Linked DNA regions of Homo sapiens: region 1 is linked to region 2. Evidence: read pairs that join two places in POLR2A ChIA-PET (ENCODE). Cell type or tissue: Panc1. All regions are shown on one strand.

What was found. Peaks named below come from ENCODE experiments on the same cell type or tissue, not always from the same donor. Only the 100,000 strongest peaks of a DNase experiment are listed, where the experiment ranks them.
Region 1: POLR2A ChIA-PET joins it to region 2 with 5 read pairs; 2 of 35 experiments call an interaction of 5 or more read pairs at or near these places.

What each region holds. Positions count from the first base shown.
Region 1 is chr7:140,511,882-140,514,381 of GRCh38, forward strand. No RefSeq gene overlaps it. Among named protein-coding and RNA genes, the nearest start is that of MKRN1, 34 kb to the left of the region's middle. In Panc1, no CTCF peak of the experiment used is centred here; no DNase peak of the experiment used is centred here.
Region 2 is chr7:139,470,876-139,473,375 of GRCh38, forward strand. The region is part of intron 3 of KLRG2 (killer cell lectin like receptor G2); the gene reads right to left. Among named protein-coding and RNA genes, the nearest start is that of KLRG2, 12 kb to the right of the region's middle. In Panc1, no CTCF peak of the experiment used is centred here; a DNase peak (open chromatin) is centred at 1,276.

The DNA of each region.
Region 1 (2,500 bases), 1.0 Mb after region 2:
ATTAGAGATGGGATTTCACCATGTTGGCCAGGCTGGTCTCGAACATCTGACCTCAAGGGATCTGTCTGCCTCAGCCTCCCAAAATGCTGGGATTACAGGCGTGAGCCACTACACCTGGCCTTTTTTTTTAGACTTGATGTTGTTTTTTTGCCCATGCTGGTCTCGAACTTCTGGCTTCAAATGATTCACCTGCCTGGGCCTCCCAAAATGGTAGGATTACATGCATGAGCCACCGAGCTCAGCTCGCTTTTTGCTTTTAATTTTGGTAAGGCCAGGAAACACAGTCGATGACACCTCTGCTTGATGTGGCAGGCCCTCATTTGGCCTTCGTCCTCGGTGAACGGCCTCCATCTCCAGATATGGGGCATCTGTGGCTTTACCCTTGGCTCTCATAGCCCCATCTCTTTAAAAAAAATTTTTTTTTAACTTTTTTTGTTGTTTTGTTTTTGAGACAAAGCCTGTTGCCCAGGCTGGAGTGCAATGGCACAATCAGGGCTCACTGCAGCCTCAACCTGTGGGTAGTCCTCCTCAATCACCCACAGCCCTGTTGAATAGCTCTTTCACTCCTGTCCATGGGGCTGGTGAGAGAGAAGGGCAGGTCCGTGTGAATCTGGAGTTCTCTGACAGAAAAACAACCCAGTCCACATTTCCCCAGGGCAGGGGTGGGGGATGGTGGCAGGGTGAGGGGCACTGGAATCAGCTCTATAGCGGGAGGGACAACCTGTTGTGAGGTTCCGGTTTCAGATCTTAAGTGTGTGGTCTTTTAGGATTATACTGGGGCAGGAAGGGGTGATGGGCAGAGGACGAGGAGAGCAAGAGGGACCGGTAAGGAGCCCAGGGCTGATCAAACGTCAGACAGTTTGCTCCCTGGCCTGCTGCCAGCATCTGTTCATGCCAGAAAGAAGTCAGAGGTTGGGCTGCTGAACTCCAGCTAGGTGCTGGGTGAGGGCCGGGTGTGGTCACTGTACAAGCCGTGGACTGAAGTTAATTGGCCTTCACAGGTGCCAGCAGGTACATGGCCCTGCTCACTTGCCTTTTGCTTTGCTTTTTTTTTTTTTTTTAATTTTGATTTTAGGTTCAAGGGTACATGTGCAGGTTTGTTATATAAGTAAACTCGTGGCCGGGCGTGGTGGCTCATGCCTGTAATCCCAGCACTTTGGGAGGCTGAGGTGGGCGGATCACCTGAGGTCAGGAGTTCGAGACCAGCCTGGCCAACATGGTGAAACCCCGTCTCTATTAAAAATACAGAAATTAGCCGGGCGTGGTGGCAGGCACCTGTGGTCCCAGCTACTCAGGAGGCTGAGGCAGGAGAATTGCTTGAACCCAGGAGGCAGAGGTTGCAGTGAGCCAAGATTGCTCCACTGCACTCCAGCCTGGGCAACAGAGTGAGACTCCATCTCAAAAAAAAAAAATATGTAGCTGGGCGCAGTGGCTCACGCCTGTAATCCCAGCATTTTGGGAGGTGGAGGCGGGCAGATCACGAGGTCAGGAGATCGAGACCATCCTGGCTAACATGGTAAAACCCTGTCTCTACTAAAAATACAAAAAAATTAGCCAGGTGTGGTGGCGGGCACCTGTAGTCCCAGCTACTTGGGAGGTTGAGGCAGGAGAATGGTGTGGAGGCAGGAGAATGGTGTGAACCCAGGAGGCAGAGCTTACAGTGAGCCGAGATCATGCCACTGCACTCCAGCCTGGGCGACGAAGCGAGACTCTGTCTCAAAAAAAAAAAAGTAAATGCATGTCACTGGGATTTGTTGTACAGATCATTTCATCTCCCAGGTACTAAGCTTTTTTTTTTTTTTTTTTTTTTTTTTGAGATGAATCCTCACTCTGTCGCCAGGCTGGAGTGTAATGGCACAATCTCAACCCACCACAATCTCAGCCTCCTGGGTTCAAGTGATTCTTGTGCCTCAGCCTCCCGAGTAGCTGGGAATGCAGGTGTGCGTCACCACCCCTGGCTAATTTTTGTATTTATTTTTTCAGTTTTAGTAGACATGGGTTTCATCATGTTGGCCAGGCCAGGCTGGTCTCTAACTTCTGACCTCAAGTGATCCACCTTCCTTGGCCTCCCAAAGTGCTGGGATTACAGGTGTGAGCCACCACACCCAGCCCTCAAAATGTTTGAAGAAAGTTTAGGAATTTGTGTTGGGCCACATTCAAAGCCGTCCTGGGTTGCATGTGGCCCATGGGCTGTGGGTTGGATAAGCTTGGTTTAAGCGTTTTTCTCCGCAATCTCTCCAGCATCTGTTATTTTTTGACTTTTTTTTTTTTTTTTTCAATTGAGATGAGGTCTCGCTCCTCTGCCCAGGCTGGTGTTGAGCTCCTGGCCTCAAGTATTCCACCTGCCATGCATGGCCTCCGAAAGTTCTGGGATTACAGGCATGAGCCATCATGATTGGCCGACTTTTTAATAATAGCTATTCTGAGAGGTGCGAGATGGTATCTCATTGTGGTTTTGATGTGTGTTTCTGTAATGTTCAGTGATACTGAACTTTTTCTC
Region 2 (2,500 bases):
TCTATCGCCCAGGCTGGAGTGCAATGGCACGATCTTGGCTCACTGGAACCCCTGTCTCCCAGGTTAAAGCGATTCTCCTGCCTCAGTCTCCTGAGTAGCTGGGATTACAGGTCCCCGTCACCACACCTGGATAATTTTTGTTTTTTTTTTTTAGTAGAGATAGGGTTTCACCATATTGGCCATGATGGTCCTGAGCTCCTGACCTCAGGTGATCCACCTGCTTCAGCCTCCCAAAGTGCTGGGATTACAGGTGTGAGCCACCGGGCCCGGACTTCCATTTTTGTTTTAAAGACAAAGTTACATATCATAGAAAAAAGCCTGGAAGTAGGTATTCCAAAATATTTTGTTAGTGCTTATCTTTAGGTACGAGATAATGAGTAAAATTTATTTTCTTTCTAAATGTTTATGTTTTCCAAACTTTTTGCAGTGAATGTATTACTTAATAATGAGAAAAATATACAGCAATAAGAGATACTGACATGTGTGTTCAAGAATTCACTTCTCGGCTGGGAGTGGTGGTTCACGCCTGTAATCCTAGCACTTTGGGAGCCCAAGGTGGGCAGATCACCTGAGGTCAAGAGTTTAAGACCAGCCTGGCCAACATGGTGAAACTCTGTCTCTACTAAAATACAAAAATTAGCCAGGCATGATGGCAGGTGCCTGTAACCCCAGCTACTCGGAAGGCTGAGATGGGAGGATCACTTGAACCTGGGAGATGGTGGTTGCAGTGAGCCGAGATCGTGCCACCGCACTCCAGCCTGGACAGCTGAGCGAGACTCGGTCTCAAAAAAAAAAAAGAATTCACTTCCTGTCCTGCTCTCGCAAGGGTCCCTAGGGGTTCTCAGGAGGGCTCCTCTTGGCTCCTCCAGGGCAAGAGACGTCAGGCACTGCAGGCAGCTGGCAGGACAGGCCCAGTGGCCAGTTCTTCAGGGCTCTGTCCCTCCACTGTCACTCATTGTCTGTCCCCAGGCGAGGTGGCACGAACAGAGGTGAGTCTCAGAGGAGGTGTGTGTCTCAGAGAGGTGTGGATATGACAGCCAAAGTGGGTGGGATAAAGGGCTGGGAAGCACAATACAGAAGGTGGGGATACCAGGCCACAGACTGTTTCGGAGCTGTCACCTGACGTGTGGCAGTTCCTGACCCCTAATCCCAGGACAGAGCCTGGACACCTAATCCTTCTGCAATGCATGGCAGGCACTTCCAGGAACAATCCCAGAAGAAACAAAAGCTAGAAACTCCCTCCCCTCCCTATTGTGTGGGGCAGAATAACTTTGATTCCAGGTAGGGACAGTCCAACAAAACGTCATGCATGCAAAAATCTTCAGTGAAATATTAACAAGTCAAGTCCAGAAATATTTGGGGAAAAAAATCATGACTAAGCAGACTTGACCACATGAAGCCAGGAATAAAACAAACAAACAAACCGCCACAAGAGATTAAAAGGAGAAACAAAAAAGATACTATCATCCCACTGGATGCATAGAAAGCCTTCAATGATTTAAACTCATTCATATTTAAAACTCTTAAATAAAAATAGAATTTTTTAAAAAATAGAAAGAAAAAAGGACAAAAAAAAATGGGAAGAGAAGCTGAGTGCGGTGGCTCATGTCTGTAATCCCAGCACTTTGGGAGGTCAGGGCAGGAAGATCACTTGAGCCCAGGAGTTTAAGACCAGCCTGGGAAACATAGTAAGACCCCGTGTCCATTAAAAAAAAAAAAAGAATGGGAAGAGACAACATCAGATGAGAAACATCAACATTTTGGAAGCTGGACAACTGTAACAGCCTCATAGAGCTGAGAAAGCTCAGTGGTTTTCAAGGAAAGGACAGATAGACAGCTGGGAGAAAGCCAAGAAATACCCCAATTTGAATTGAGAAGCCCCCAAAGCTTAAGTATTAGAGACAACAGGTCCTTCTGAAGGCCAATGTACGGGAAAAAGGACCGGTTGAAAGTCTGTAAAAGAAACAGTTAGGACCCTCCACCCCCAGCCCAAAGATCCACTCATCTTCCCCATGCAGCGAGGTAACTAACTGGCAGAGCTATTCGGAAAGACGAACCACAGAGGCTTTTAGAATCCAGGATACAGGGTTCAGTTAAGGGTGAAGGTGTTTATACTAAAAAGGGAAGGGGATGCGGTGGCTCGCGCCTGTAATCCCAGTACTTTGGGAGGCCGAGGTGGGTGGGTCGCTTGAGGCCAGGAGTTTGAGACCAGCCTGGCCAACATGGCAAAACACCGTCTCTACAAACATACAAAAATTAGCTGTGTGTGGTGGTTCGACCCTATAATCCCAGCTACTCAGGAGGCCGAGGCAGGAGAATCACTTGAACCTGTGAGGCAGAGGTTGCAGTGAGCTGAGATTGCTCCAGTGCATTCCAGCCTGGGTGACAGACCAAGACTCTGTCTAAAATAAAATAAAATAAAGATAAAAATAAATAAATAAAAAGGGAAGGATATTTAAGTGCTACACACTTAGAGGTGAAACCACCCCCTCCTATCCGC